Regions from separate parts of the Homo sapiens genome. Here region 2 is linked to region 1. The links are chromatin loops, found by intact Hi-C in ENCODE. Cell type or tissue: heart right ventricle. All regions are shown on one strand.

Region 1 (8,000 bases):
TTGAAAAACCAAAACTTGTGCTCTGTTTCTAAGTTGACAGAAAGATACCTCCCAGTTGGGCACAAGATTTCCTGGTATGGGAAGTTGAATATGCAACAACTGCATACACACAATGCAAATTCCAGTTCTGCCTTCAGTGTTCTCCAGGGTTTCTGGGTAACAATGACTCACTCTTCTCCAAGTCCTATCCTGTCTCCATTCTTTTCTCCAGAGACCACTACCACCGCCGACACACAGACCGCTTCGGAAAGCTTGGTTCTCAGCCCTCAGTTCTCTCAAGGGATAGGACATTGAAAGACAGGCTCAGATAAAAACAAAATGCACAGCAAGGCTCGTGTAGTTAACTACAGGTTCTCATGAGTACAGATCACATGTGTTTCACTCATGGGAAAGTGGACTGAGATAAAATGTCACAAATAACCATGAAATGAGTGAGGATCTGAACGATCATCTGATCCTCTGGTTTTGTTTTTCACTGGCATGCAGGGTACAGGTTGGAAAGAATTGGATATCTCTAGAAACTTCTAATGGATCTCTTACATCATTTGTATGAATTAATCTACGCGCTACTGAGAATGGAAAGTCTTTGTACATTTCTTCTCATTCCTATCAGTGATTTCATTTCCATGATGCATGTATTAAAAACTAACTTTGCAAAGCTATCCATTGCTTCCTGGCCTTTCCCATATTTTGAACAAGTAAATGCTAATGAGAAAAATATATACATAAACTGGTGGTCTCTTGACACCTTCCACAAGAATATTTAAGGGTGAGAAAGGAGATAATAGAGTAAGAGAATCTCCTGTCTTACTAGCTCGAATATTTAACTGATGAGCTACAAAATGAAATTCCATGTGCACAATGATTTCATTTTCCTGCCTGGCCAAAAGTCCAAAGCAAGACAACAACAACAACAAAAGATTATAAAATGGAAAAAAAAAAAACCTCATTTTTACCTTGAACAGCCCAATCATTAGGAAAGAAAAACTAACAAAAACAAAAATTCTAGGGAATTTATTAGCTAGGTTTTCTAGTAGAGAAAATTGTTCTACAGACTCATACTGTCATTGAATTATCTTAGAAAAGGAAGATCATATTCAGAGATAGCCAGCTCCCAAACATAGAGGACTCCAGTATGTTTAGCCAAAAGTGATGGATCAAATTCACATGAAGGAAGCCTTTGACAGTGTGGTTTGGGGGTGGGGATGGTGACCCTAAAGAATGGGAGAATGCAAATCTGAAGCAGAGATGTAAATAAGACAGTCAATTTTTTACTCTTTCTTAGGAGCAAGTGCATTTCTATCTAGTGCTGGCCAGGCAGTGGAAAGTAGAGAAACCTAGGAGAAGGTAACAAACTCCAAACTAAACAACCCCACAGGAAGCCCCACCTGGGGCTACACCAACTCACATGGCAGACCCAGGCTGCCCCAGTGCTCCTGTCCTCCCAAAGCAAGCCCCACTCTTCACTGATCTCCCTCCGCATCCCCTCGGCTGCCTGCAGACAGCTGGCCAGAAACAGAAATCAAATCTGCTGCTCATGCCTGCTTCTCTCATGAGCCTGGATTAAAAATTCCAGCACTTGGACTCCTATTTAAGAAGCCCTAAATGGGACCCCTCCCCAAAGAAAGCTGAACTCTTCCTTTGGAAGGCAAGATTTTTTTTTTAGCAAACCAAACACAATTTCCTTTCCTTCTAGCTAAAAGCCTTTTGCTCAAAGCTGGGCAATGAGCTAATCAGTGGCACCAAGGAAAAAACAGGGAAAGGTTTTGAGAGAAAGAAAATAGAAAGCAAATGTCATGCTTGTGGAAGCCCAAGTAGTACGTTTTTTGCATAACTGATTTAGTCCTCTATTCACGTATTTACAACCACTTGCTGTGTTATAAGTACTGCAAAACTGTGTGGGTGGGAATGGAAGCAATTTTTACGACCTTCTTCCTGGGAGCCCGTCTCCTGCTTAAATAAACATCAGTAAGAAAAGCTAAAAGCAAAACTATCTCTTAATATCTGTGACGGCACTGCCAAAGTAGATATAAATCCAAAGGATTAAGACAAAATCTCACTCTTCACAGATCTATCCCTGTAATTAGGGGAGGAGTAGGGTTTTTTCTAATTGAATTATTCACAGAGCTGTTTCAATTCTCTACTTTGTTTTTCCCCTTGTAGATTTAGCCAGAACAAAAACTGTAATCTTCTGCTGAATTTCACTTCAATGTCAGTCTAATTTTTCTAAGTCTTGCCTACCCACTCCTGCAGTGTTCCTTCCCTCTCCCCACTCTGTGCCCTTCCTCCCAACTCTTATCAAAACTGACTCCTGGCAGAAAGCAGCTGCTGGTCATTTACAATTCCAGGTGAATTTGAATCAGTGCCATGGCTCCTTGGGAGCATGAGTCCTTCCTATTTCATCCAAAATCCTATCTTGTAGTAGCATCATCTATGTAAGCCTCCCTAAACACACGCTCTATAAATCTCAACAATTTAAATATGGCAAAATGAGCCCATTGTCCAAAATACAGGGAAAAAAAGCGCCAACTAGCAGATGCATTTCTTGGGACCATTTTGAGCTCTTCTGTCAACTGAAATCAGATGAGCATTGGAAGCAAATTTTCCTGAGCTATAGTAGTTACCTTCACTGAAACTATGCCAAATCTCCCAGAAATTGGTGCTTTGAACGATTCTTTCATTTTTTTTTTAACAATGACTAATTTCAGTCAGTGATTTTATAGTCAGAATGGCAGTTCTGAAACAACATTTATGAGGCTTGATTTATGATAATTAATCCTTCTATTTCACTAATGAGCTAGGAAAGGCCTTATTTATGAAAGTGTTTAAATTCCTCACAGTTAGCAGACACGGTTTCCAGTGACACCCACATGGAATGGTATACTAAATGCAATAAACTTTTGTGGGTCATCCTTAGACAAAAGTCAGAGAGACAAATGAAAACAAGTGGCAGGATGTCAGTCGGAATTTGAACTACTCCTAAAACATCTGGAAGGAGCTTTCAAAGATTAATCTTTCACTTCCATATTTACTAGATGTATCTCTAGAGTGTAGGAAAAGTCTTGGTTATTTAAGCATTTTCTTTGGTTGGAATCTGGATAAACAACAGTTTAATGGTCTTTGGATATCCAATTGTGACTTTCAGACAAAATGCTCCATGCACTCTCATACTGATTGTCTAAATTATTGCTCTTCTGGTGGCCTTAAGGGAAAGGAAAGCTGTATTTTGGCAGAATATTGAATACCGGGTCCTTGCAATGGGTCCTTGGATTTGGGTAGAAATAGAAGGAAGGCCTTAAAGAGCAGAGAAAGGGCATGAATGGGCAGAGGTGGTACAGTGAGTGAGCGCTGTGGCCAGAACTGTGGACTGCTCCAGGAGACAAGGCCCAGCCATATCCATGGAGGCACCTCTGGAGCAGGCACAGGAGGCCAAGCCCCCTCAATGGAGCCTAAACTGCAGAAAGGCCTCTTGCCAGAGCCAGAGAGCCTCCACGCAGCCAAGCTTCACTTGGCCCTTCTGCAGTGGGCTAGGCTCCAGGCTTCAGGTCTCAGCCCCATGGCATGTGCCCTCTACCTCCCAGAAGGTCCGTGATGAGGGCTCATCCCATTTGGCTCCCTGGGTCATGGCCTCTTTCTGCCCTTGGAATACTGGGAATGACCATACTGGTTTCTGTCTCTGTTCCAAACCTATGTTTTGATGGGCATGATACCAAGTAGTCAATATAAGTTTCAAGTAAAGTTATGATTATTAGCTGGCCTAAGTAAATGCCAATATTTTGAACAAGTAAATGCCAATGAGAAAATATACATAAATTTTTGGTCTTCTGAAACCTTCCTTCAGACTATTTAGGGGTCACACTAAACTGTATTCTCTACTTACAAAATTTATAGATATATTAATTTGGCATCATTCAGATATACACAGAATTTTCCTGCTTACTTTGCTGGGCTGTAGATTATATCTCCAGACCTGTTTAATCTCCAGACTCACTTATCCAACTGCTCTTGCCTTCCCCATATCTCCCCTCATAGTCAGTATGTCCCACACTGAACTCATCCCATACTGAACTCTCTATCCCCCATTCATTCTGTTCCCACTCACGACAAGACCTGCAAACATGTTCCTCCCTTAGTGATCCTAATCTAAGAAAAAAGAACCTGGGGATTCAAGCCAAAACCCTGCGAGTTGACCTTAATTCCACTTTCTTCCTCATCCCCCATATCCAAGTCCTGTTGGATCTACCTCCTAAAAAGTTCTCACATCCATGCCTACTGATAATGGCTTCCCCTTGCTGAGGCCCCCTGGTGGATGAAGTCGGACCTGGCTCCTCTCCAGCTGTGTCTGGAGCCTTCGCCTCCTTCCAGTCTGCGCTGCAGCCACTTGGCCTTCTTTCATTTTCTCAGAGGGGCCATGCTCCTTCTTGTCTTTAGATCTTTACAGGTATAAACATCCCAGGCCTTAAATGCCTAGAATACGCTTCCCTAACTCTACTTAACTACAATTTACATAATCTTCATGTCTCAGCATGCGTCTCTTTTCCTCAGAGAAGCCTTCTCTGAATCCCGGACCAGGTTTGGGTCCTCTCTTCTATGTTTTCACAGCTCCCTGTGCTGGACTTCTTGCAGCACTCGTCACAGCAGGTAGTAATTTATGGAAGTATTGTTTAATATATTCCTCTACTGTAGGCTGAACATCCCCCGAGGGAGGGAGCCTTTGTCTTGTTTCCCACTAATTCCCTGGTGCTTAGCACAGCACCAGGCACATAGTAAGTGCCACAGAAATATTTGGTAAGTGAATGAATGACTGAATTTTCTGCATACAGATGTGTATTCCTTCAACTATATGAACAAAACTCATTACCTAAAATGATCAATTTTTATATCTTCTGGATGGAATGATTCTCTTTAGTTTTTTCATAATCTCACAAGCTAGGAACATCTAGCTTTGTCTTACGGTCATTAAGACTCATTTATTTTGTTTAATAACAGCTGTCAAGAGGACTCTGTATAAACAGTACAATAAAAGCCTGAAGAATACCAACACTTTACACGAATTCAGTATACTTCCTCCAGAAATAGAGTGTTGCATTTGTTGTAGAATTCATTTTTATTGCTAGTGGGAAACTCCGATGATGGTCATTCTCAAAGCTGTCCCAGTCTATTGTAATGTGCCTTATATTTGTTAAGTTGGTGCAAAAGTAATGCGGTTTTTGCCGCTAAAACTAACAGCAAAAACTGCAATTACTTTTGCATTAACCTAATAACAATTATTTCTTTTAGTTGTTTCTCAAAAATCCAGGAGATAGGTCCTATAAACACTTTTCTTCCATGTGGGGAAATGGAAACCAAGGAAAGTAGTCTTCCATGAGCCAAAGAAAATTAAAGATTGAAAACTAGAGATGGTAATGCAGAAACCTCTCTGCTGAGGGCTGCTTCCCAACTGACAGAGGAATGCTGTAAAGCTCAGTCAAGATATTAAGCACTTTGCTGCTAAATATTGAGTTGTAATTAACTAATACACTAGCATAACCAAATTACAATAATCAAGTGATGATGTACTAGTAAGCTGCATGAGTATTCAAGTAAAGAAAATTTCACTGTAAATGTGAGAATCTACTTCTTTTGATATTCACATTTTTCCCCTTTAATATACATTAAGAATGTATTTCAGAGAGATTTAACTTGATCTTTATTAAGAAAAGAAAGACTCGAAAACAATCCTTCAAACACAAATGTCTCCCTTCTCTGAATCCTAGCATGTAGCGTCCACATCACTTAGTCAGCAATTAATTATTGCCCTCTTTTTTGTTGTTGATTTTTAACCTTTTCACATGTATAAGACGTATCTTGTTTCCCTCAATATATTCTAAGTTTCCTGATGGTAAGGATTTTCTTCTGATATTTTCGTATCCCTTCTGAAGCTCCTAGCACCTAGTACATAATGGAAACCCAATAAAAATATGCTGAACGATCTGGCAATTCCAATTGAATGGGAGAGTAAAAGGACCAGTTAATACATTAAATATGTAATCTGGGGGAAACAAACAACAATTTTTTAAAGTATTCTCCTGGAATTGCTTTTCTGGTAAGATTCAGGTCAATGCCCTCTTCCCTGGGTCATCTCCTTGCAAGGATTTAATAATAAGAACCAAGATTCTCAGACCCACCACTCCAGGCCAAAGGTCTCTCCATGGCTCCATATTGCCATCACCAATAGCTACTTGAACATTCCAGAGGCTACCAATTTAACATATCTATACCCAAGTTTATCATTCTGCTTTATCCTAGCCTGCTCTTATCTCCATAGTCCCTAACGAGGCAAATAACACCAAATTCACTGAGACATCTAAGCTGAAAGAACTCAGAAGACAACAGCTCCTCTTTCTCTACTCTAAATCTATGTTCTGTCAATTCTCATTTCAAACATGCCCCCTGTTCTTTCATCTTCAGCAGCGCTACCCCAAATCAGGCATCTTCCCCAACTGGTCTCCAGGCCTCGAGTCGCATCTCCAATCTGTCCTCCACCCTTTTTCCAGAATTACAATCCTAAAATTCAAATCTAATTTTGTTACTCTCCAGCTTAACATCTTTTAACAATTTCTTATAACTGAAAGGATAAAACACAAACTTCTAAAAATATTATGTATCATAAAATATATATATATTTCTCTAGAAGATATGAAAGAACACCTAGAACACAGCACTTTTTTGTTGTATAGTAAAATGTGTTCAATTACTCACCTCCTCAAACTATGAGCATACATAATTTTGAGTAAAACAAAAAGTAAAATTTTTAAATGTCATGTATCACTACCCAGCCTCTGCCTTCCTTTCCAGCATCACCTCTCATGACTACACTTCTATCTGTCCCTCAGTACTGCACTAGATGAGCTGCAAGAGGACACCACACATTAAGCTTTTAAGGAAAGTAAGGCTCTTGGGAATTGATTAGTAGGAGAAGGTAATCCTGTTACCCAGACCAATTCAGGGGCCAACTACTTCTGACGGAACGGCGGTGGGGGGGGGGGGGAGGAGCCGGGGGCCAGTGAGGGGGAGGTGGTGAGATTTATCTCCAATAGCTCCATGTTGCATGACAGCAAACAGACCCAACCATACTCTCTCCTTAGGGAATTCTCAATGAGTGGTGAACATAGAGAAGGTTCACTAGAACACAAGCCATATCTCAGTTAAGTGCAAGCAGCTTTGCCAGTAGTCCCTAAGAACATCTCAGAAATCTCAACTAGTTTATTTTGGGCTGCCCGGAAGACTCCTTGTTTTTCTCTCATCTTTGTAAAAGGTTTCTTTGCATTTTTGCAAAAGGCTGACATCAATGAAAAGAGTCTAAGCAAGTTTCTTCCTTATGACTCTAATGAGTCTCCTAGAATGAATACACAATTCACTGTAGTCTGTAACACCTTCTCTGGCCCTCCCAGGTAGACGTAGCTTCCTTCGCATCCCCCTGGAACTATATTCATCACCTCCAGGTACTCATATCAGTCTCTGCCACTAGCCTTCAAATTGCTGAAAGTTAAGTAAGTATCTTACCTACTTTTGCAAACCCAGGGCTTAGCAAACTGACTGGCACCTAATAGACACTCAGTAAATGTTAATTGAGTAATCCCATGTTGCCTGAACACTAATTATATCATTTAAAAGTTCGGTTATATAGAAAGAAAACACAGAGAGGGCTTAAATAAGAAATTTAAAACCAAAGGTCCAGGCTTTGTTGCCTATGGCTTTTCTCCTCATCTTTGCTGTGTAGGTTGGAAGAGTCACTTAACTTCTCTGTACATCAATAGGGTATTAGTTAAGACTGTTTCAGAGAAACCAAATTCAAAACATCCTAAGCAAAAACAGAGTCTAACTAGCTCATGTAGCTGGGACAGCTGACAGAACTGGAGACACATCTACAGGAACTGGGACCTCCAGGAGCTGACCCAGGGATTCCCACTCCGTGTTTTCTGCTTCCTTTTGAGCACTAGCCTCACTGCCTCCTATCA
Region 2 (8,000 bases), 230 kb before region 1:
AATGAAGAAAAAGCAAATGTTTGGGAATGCAACAGAAGGATCAAGTTGAACAAAGCACAGCAATGTATATTCTTCTTTCCCAGGGGAGGAAGGCACAAATATAACATATGAGAAAGGCATTGTGATGTTGGATTTAAGATAGCATAGTAAAGTTTTAGCTCTTTCAGAAATTATCACCTCAAAAATAAGGAGAGTAAGAAACAGAAATGCAATCACACATCCTAGGAAAAATCTGTAATCTAAAATCAAAACTATATGAGAAAGGGCTGCCAAATGCTGTAAATATCAGAGAGGAATAAGGCAAGATGCCAAGAGGCTAGGCAGAGAATAGACATTGAATTGCAAGAGGCCCTACAAAAGTAAGGAAGTAAAGGCACACACACACACACATGCACGCACACACACACACACACACACGCACATACACACCGCTTCATAGGACCCTAATAATAAACCAAGGACAATTCTAGATAGCTTAGAATACTACTGCTCTGATTGCCCTGTGGTACAAATCTGCAAATAGTTGGTCTGAAAAGAACACATTTCACTCAAAGATTGTAAATAACAATAATAAAATAAAGTGAAGAAGAAAAGAGAGGAGGAGGAGAAGGGGCAGACGGAAGAGTAGAAGGAGGAGGACAAAGAGATGATGGAGAAGATGGAGGGGAAGAAGAAAAAGGTGAAGAAGAAGAAGAGGAAGGAAGAGATAAAAGAAAAAGAGCAAAGGGAGGAGAAGGAAGTATTATACCATCAGCAGCAGAAGCAGGAATAAAGAACTTCAAACAAACAACAGATGGGGAATACTCATCAGATAAATGGTGCCACTACTAACAGAAAGAAGCCCCTGAAATTGTTAAGAACAAGGGCTCAGGGGAATGAGACCTAGCAGAGCACAGGAAAGACATTGAAAAGGGAAGAAAACTAGAACTATCACATTAATGCAGATTGTGCTGGAAGCAGCTCAAAGGAGAACTGAATTGATAAAAATAAAAAGGCCAGTGAAGGCACTATAAACAAAAAGAGAAACAATAAAACAATCTGATAATTTCATAGAGAACAAAGGAAAAAACTCACCAACACGTGTAATAAATAAAAATGGGAAAAATACTATAGACACGGATTAAATTAAAAGAATTGTAAGAGATGTTTGCAAAATATAAAATTGTACAACAATACAAAGAAAATGAACCTCACAGTTTTTCCAACATGACATATTTACCAACGAGGTGAACTTATACTTCTTTAAAGTCAATATTTCATCAAAAAGTACCCTGAGGCAGTGGCTCGGATTTTGTAAATTATGGTTATAAAACTGAAGATGTAACTTACTCTCTTAGTAACCATGGAATGTGTGGTCCATCAGCACTGAGACTATGCCCTTATTTTAAAATGTAACCCAACTTTCCAAATGTAATTTTTAAAAACACTCTATAGTGCCATTGAGATTTCCCATTTGAATTGTCCAATTTAAAAATCTATAGTTAAGAACTGAGGCAGCATTTCTCTTACATGTGTTACTTACTATAGCTTATGGCATCTAGGTTAAAATATTAAGTCAATAAAAATAATTTACTGAATTTTAATTACTAAAAAATAGTTCCAGTCCAATGAGTTAACAGTCCCTTCCCAACAGGCAAGAAATTCAATATGGTTATTTTCATATTGCCTCTAGCACATTTTTATTCGAGTATATGTATGTGCAAACAAGTTTTCCTTTACGAGGAAAAAATGTTCATATGTTTAAGTAATTCATTTTTACTTTCTCATAATTAGAAAAAGAATCACTTTAATACCTCAAACTATATGAGTTAGCTATTATCTATCCTTTCGCCATGGACCAAATACTCCTAGCTGTAGAGGGTTTGTTATGGTTTGGCTGTGTTCTCCCACCCCAAATCTCATCTTAAATTGTAGCTCCTATAATTCCCATGTGTTGTGGAAGGGAGCCCGTGGGAGATAATTGAATAATGGGGGCAGTTTCCTCCATACTGTTTTCATGATAGTGAATAAGTCTCATGAGATCTGATGGTTTTACAAGGGGAAACCCCTTTCACTTGGTTCTCATGCTGTCTCTTTGCTGGCTGCCATGTAAGACATCCCTTTGTTTTTCCTTTGTCTTCCACCACAGTTGTGAGGCTTCCTCAGCCCTGTGGAACTGTGAGTCAATTAAACTTCTTTCCTTTATAAATTACCCAGTCTTGGGTATTCTTTATCAGCAGCGTGAAAATGAACTAATACAGTAAATTGGTACTGGTAGAGTGTGGCTCTGCTATAAAGATACCTGATATGTGGAAGCGACTTTAGAAGTGGGTAACAGGCAGAGGTTGGAACAGTTTGGAGAGCTCAGAAGAAGATAAGAAAATGTGGGAAATTTTGGAACTTCCTAGAGACTTGTTGAATGTCTTTGAACAAAATGTTGATAATATGGACAATGACATCCAGGCTGAGGTGGTCTCAGTGGAGACGAGGAACTAGTTGGGAACTGGAGTAAAAATGATTCTTGCTGTGTTTTAGCAAAGAGACTGGCAGCATTTTACCCCTGCCCTAGAGATCTGTGGAACTTTGAACTTGAGGGAAATGACTTAGGGTATCTGGCGGAAACAATTTCTAAACAGGAAAACATTCAAGAGGTAACTTGGGTGCTGTTAAAAGCATTCGGTTTTAAAAGGGAAACGACACATAAAAGTTCAGAAAATTTGCAGCCTGATGATGCAATAGAAAAGAAAAACCCATTTTCTGAGGAGAAATTCCAGCCTGCTGCACAAATTTGCAGAAGTAACAAGGAGCCAAGACAATGGGGAAAATGTCACACATCACAGACCAAGAGGCCTAGGAGGAAAAGATGGTTTTGTGGGCTGGGCCCAGGGTCCCCCTGCTGTGTGCAGCCTAGGGACTTGGTGCCCTGCATCCCAGATGCTCTAGTCATGGCTAAAAGGGGCTAGGTACAGCTCAGGCCATGGCTTCAGAAGGTGCAAGCCTCAAGCCTTGGAGATTTCTGCATGGTGTTGAGCCTGCAGGTGCACAGAAGTCAAGAATTGAGGTTTGGGAACCTCCGCCTAGATTTCAGAGGATGTATGAAACCACCTGGATGTCCAGGCAGAAATTTGCTGCAGGGGCAGGGCCTTCATGGATAACCTCTGCTATGGTAGTGTGGAAGCAAAATGTGGAGTTGAAACCCCCACACAGAGTCCCTACTAGGGCACTGCCTAGTGGAGCTGTGAGAAGAGGGCCACTGTTCTCCAGATCCCAGAATGGTAGGTCCACTGACAACTTGCACCATGTGCCTGGAAAAGCAGCAGATGCTCACTGTCAGCCCAGGAAAGCAGTCAGGAGGGAGGCTGCACCTGGAAAAGCCACAGGGACAGAGCTGCCCAAGACCATGAGAACCCATCTCTTGCATCAGCATGACCTGGATGTGAGACATAGAGTCAAAAGGAGATCATTTTGGAGCTTTAAGATTTGACTGCCATGCTGGATTTTGGACTTGCATAGGCCCTGTAACCCCTTTGTTTGCCCAATTTCTCCCATTTGAAATGGCTGTATTTACCCAATGCCTGTACCCCCATTGTATCTAGGATGTAACTAACTTGCTTTTGATTTTACAGACTCATAGGTGGAAGGAACTTGCCTTGTCTCAGATGAGACTTCGAACTGTGGACTTTTGAGTTAATGCAGAAATGAGTTAAGACTTTGGGGGACTGTTGGGAAGGTATGATTGGTTTTGAAATGTTAGAATACGAGATTTGGGAGGGGTCAGGGTGGAATGACATGGTTTGGCTGTGTCCCTACCCAAATCTCATCTTAAATTGTAGCTCCCATAATTCCCACATGTTGTGGGATGAACCTGGTGAGAGATAACTGAATCCTGGGTGCGGTTTCCCCCATACTGTTCTCGTGGTAGCAAATAAGTCTCATGAGATCTGATGGTTTTATAATGGAAAAATCCCTTTCACTTGGTCCTCATTCTCTCTCTTTGCTGGCCACCGTGCAAGACATCTCTTTACTCTTCTGCCATGACTGTGAGGCCTCCCCAGCTATGTGGAGCTGTGAGTCAATTAAACCTCTTCCCTTTATAAATTACCCAGTCTTGAGTATGTCTTTATTTGCAGCATGAGAACAGACTAGTACAGGGTGATATTGCAAAAGTATTATCAAAGAAAGCATATGACAGGGGGAGTGGAGATTTGGAGAACATCCTCCTACTACTATTAGAAAAACAGCCTTTGGAAAAATAGCTCAAAAGAAGCTCTTGGTGAAGGATGATTTTGCGGAGTCACCTGTATAGTTCTAGTTCCCCCCACACCATGGAGTCCCCTTTGAGAATTACTCTGAGAGGGTGAGCAATGACTCTGCAAAGAGAATTAACCATAAACTAAATAGGGTACCTGTTGACATACACATATAATAGCTGGGGGGTGCTGCGGTGTGTGTGTGTGTGTGTGTGTGTGTGTGTGCGTGCATGTGCACCATAGACAGAGTGAAGGAAATGCCTTGCATTTCCTAACAAAAGGGTCTTAAGAAAACATCTCGTCCAACCTTATCCTAAATCCTTCCCTCCCCCCGCTCCCCCAACATAAATCACAGATAAGACCATAGGGAATTAGAGAAGCAATTTGATTAGACTCAGGCCATAAATCAGTGGAAATAAACTCCAATAAAGGGTCTTCTGGCATTTGTTTAATGTGCTGTTAACTCTAGCCCTACTTCATTACTAGATAGTTTCAGAAGGAAAACACACACACACAGGCACACACACACACAGGTGCCTTCTACAATTTCTGCATTCAGACTTGAAATCTAAGAGTAAGAATTATCACAATCTAAATTTATTCAGAAAACTAAATAAATAGCAAAAGAGCCCATCTCTTGTCAGTTTGCGGGACGAAGTTGTGACTTGTGTTATTAAGCAGTGTTTTATGGAATCAGAAGTCTCTGAATCCATGCTGTTGAATCTCTTTTCTTGAATTAGCAAGAATTAACTGAATTAGCTGTATTAACTTGAATTTATTATAATTTAGGTCACCAAATCTATGTATCATGTCTTCAATCTCAGGCCCGCATGTCTGGATGCAGATGTTTGAATGGCAGCACCTCTAGAGATAAGGTTAGCACATGTGCCTGAGTTGGAAAGACTTCGGTCTTGGTGCTATGCATTTATTTCCCTATTTCTCTAGTTCCATGCAATTTTAAAATTTGTTTTTAAACAATTTATAATAATTAAAGATCCTGCCTGTTCTTTTTTTCTTTTTCTGAGACAGAGTCTCGCGCTGTCGCCAGGCTGGAGTACGGCAGTGCGATCTCGGCTAACTGCAACCTCCATCTCCTGGGTTCAAGCGATTCTCCTGCCTCAGCCTCTCAAGTAGCTGGGATTACAGGCACCCACCACCACGCCCGGCTAATTTTTGTATTTTTAGTAGAGATGGGGTTTCACCATCTTGGCCAGGATGGTCTCAATCTCCTGACCTCATGATCCACCCGCCTTGGCCTCCCAAAGTGCTGCAATTACAGGCATGAGCCACTGCACCAGACCGATCCTGCCTATTCTTATAGACAACACAACTCTGGAACTTAGGATGGAGTGAAGTTTAAATACAACTGGAATGGCAGTTTCTAGTGATTTCCTGACCCCAAATTGCCACATCTGGTTTGGAATTTTGCGTCTTGGACTTGTCCATTAGAAAGAAACAACCCAACCAATTATAATAGAGACATGAGTTCAAGATTAACATCTTAATCCCATAGGGTGATGCCAAAGTAACTGTCATTTTGTCGAGCCACTAGAAAAAAAAAGTAAAAGAACCCCTCAAATGACATTTTGACAAAAGACTGCTACAAGGAAATACTTTTTTTCCCCCAAACAGAAATGCATAGGATAAAAATACCATAATGTCCTAAAAAGCAGTATTTAGGTAAGATTCAAATATCACATGACCAAGAGGCAAAATAATCTGTGGAGCCCCCCTCCCCTCTCCAAAATTACTGTAATCTCAATAGTCCTTATCCTAGCATTGCTGAGATATAAAATTCATAAAATATCCAATGATGACAGTCCTGATGGAGAGAGAGCAACAAGGTACCTGTCTGAAGAACTCCTCCAGGAGTGACATTGTCCAGCGATGATGGAGGTCCCATGCTTTTGCTGGATGGCTAATATCTGCTGTATGCAGCATAAGGGATAAGGCTTTTGGCTTTTCAATGCTGTAAACCAAAAGCACCCAAACACATGATAACCACACTCTTCAGAACCTCAGTAAGAGTTTTTTAAAAATCATTAAGTTTTTAATCTCTTTTGTTCTTCCATCTCAAACCCCACTTCAGCTAAATTGAGGAAAAGACATCATTTCATCCTACAACTGGGATACTCATTAACTTGGTCTCCATATTTACGGAATTGGACTCTCTGGACTCAAATCCATTTCTGGAATGACTGCATCCTTCAAAAAGAGAGCAAGAATCCAAGAGTCACTGACTTTTATTGGTTGCTTCTGCATTGGGGATCTCTGATAATTTAGTTTCCCACAGGGAATTATTTTTAATTCTCACTGGGGACAACTGATGCTGCCTCTATTATTTCTTTCAACCCTGATGAGAACATACCTTATTGTGGTAGGTACAACTTTTATGCTTTCTCCTTCAAACATAATCATTGCATAAGAACACTCTATAAAGTTGTGTTAAAGGAGATGCTCTTTAAAGGGATAGCCACATAGACGAGGACCCATTCAAACACCTATACAAACAAAAACACAAGCCACAAGCACACTTACGCTTCTGGCTGCTGCAGAGCAGTCTTCATTGCTTTGATTTGTTGGAAGTGACAAGACATATCTGTGGCCATCACCATTTCAATTACCAAGGTTCGAAACTCCCTTTTAGAGACAACCATGGAGAAAAAAGGATGGAAGTCAAAAATGGAAAGTAAAAATCAGTGTTTTTTTTTTGCCACTGCTAATGAAAATCAGTCAACGATTTCTGACATTTCTAATCTAATTTGGGTCTTTAAGGTGAGCTTTTCAAATAAGGAATAAATGAAAGCTAAGTATTAAGAAAATCATTTATTAGGAATATGATACATGGAATACACATATCATTTGGAAAATTAACTCACAGGAAAAAATTCAATGAAACTGAAAATTGTATTAAAATGCTCTTTTCTCCAAATGAATTCAGAGTTTTAAGAAAGAATTAACTTGAAAATAATCCTTGGAGGTAAATTAATCATCCGTATTTCACATTGGATACAGGTATTCCATCTTTTTAAAAATAGCTTGATTTTTAATAGAGTTTTAGGTTGACAGAAAAATTGAGCTTATAGTATAGCTAGTTCTCATGTTACCTCACTTCCAGCACAGTTTTCTTATTTTTAAAGTCTTGTGTTAATGTGGTGCATTTGTTACAACTAGTGAATCAATATTGATACATTATGTTAACTACAGTCCATAGTTTACATTAAGGTTCACTGGGCATGCTGTACAGTTCTACCAGTTTTGACAAATGCATAATGCCATGTATCCACCATCACAATATCCATACAGAATAGATTCAGCACCCTAAAATCCCCTGTGCTCCTTCGATTCACCCCTCTCTTTTTTCCCTCAACCCCTGCCAATCACTGATCTTTTTACTGCCTCTAACGACTTTATTGAGGTATAATTTACATAGAATAAACTGCTTACAATTTACATAAATTGCAGAATGTAATGAGTTTAACAGTTGAGTAAGTTTTTGAAAATACCACTGTAATCATGATACCAAATACTTCCATCATCCTCAAACCTAGCCCCAGGCAAAGTTTGATCTGGCTTATGTCTATCTAAAATAGTTTGAATTTTCTAGTTTTATACATGTGTACATAAAGTATACACATATATATTTAGTATATATTTCAAATATTTAATATATATTATAGATTTCAATATTTATATATTATATACACATATATTTCATACATATATACATATTTATTATATACATACATGTAGACATACATAGATACACAT

Evidence for each region. Peaks named below come from ENCODE experiments on the same cell type or tissue, not always from the same donor. Only the 100,000 strongest peaks of a DNase experiment are listed, where the experiment ranks them.
Region 2: a loop joins it to region 1, with 2.5 times the contacts of the local background. A loop is called at or near these places in 2 of 110 quality-filtered maps.

What each region holds. Positions count from the first base shown.
Region 1 is chr7:32,058,035-32,066,034 of GRCh38, forward strand. The region is part of intron 1 of PDE1C (phosphodiesterase 1C); the gene reads right to left. Among named protein-coding and RNA genes, the nearest start is that of PDE1C, 8.4 kb to the right of the region's middle. In heart right ventricle, a CTCF peak has its summit at 4,311 (motif pointing left); a DNase peak (open chromatin) is centred at 4,313; H3K4me3 peaks cover 1,960 bases; H3K27ac peaks cover 4,914 bases.
Region 2 is chr7:31,831,103-31,839,102 of GRCh38, forward strand. It overlaps PDE1C (phosphodiesterase 1C), which reads right to left. Exons shown (of 18, transcript NM_001191057.4): 10 at 6,768-6,869; 11 at 6,078-6,198. Among named protein-coding and RNA genes, the nearest start is that of PPP1R17, 150 kb to the left of the region's middle. In heart right ventricle, no CTCF peak of the experiment used is centred here; no DNase peak of the experiment used is centred here.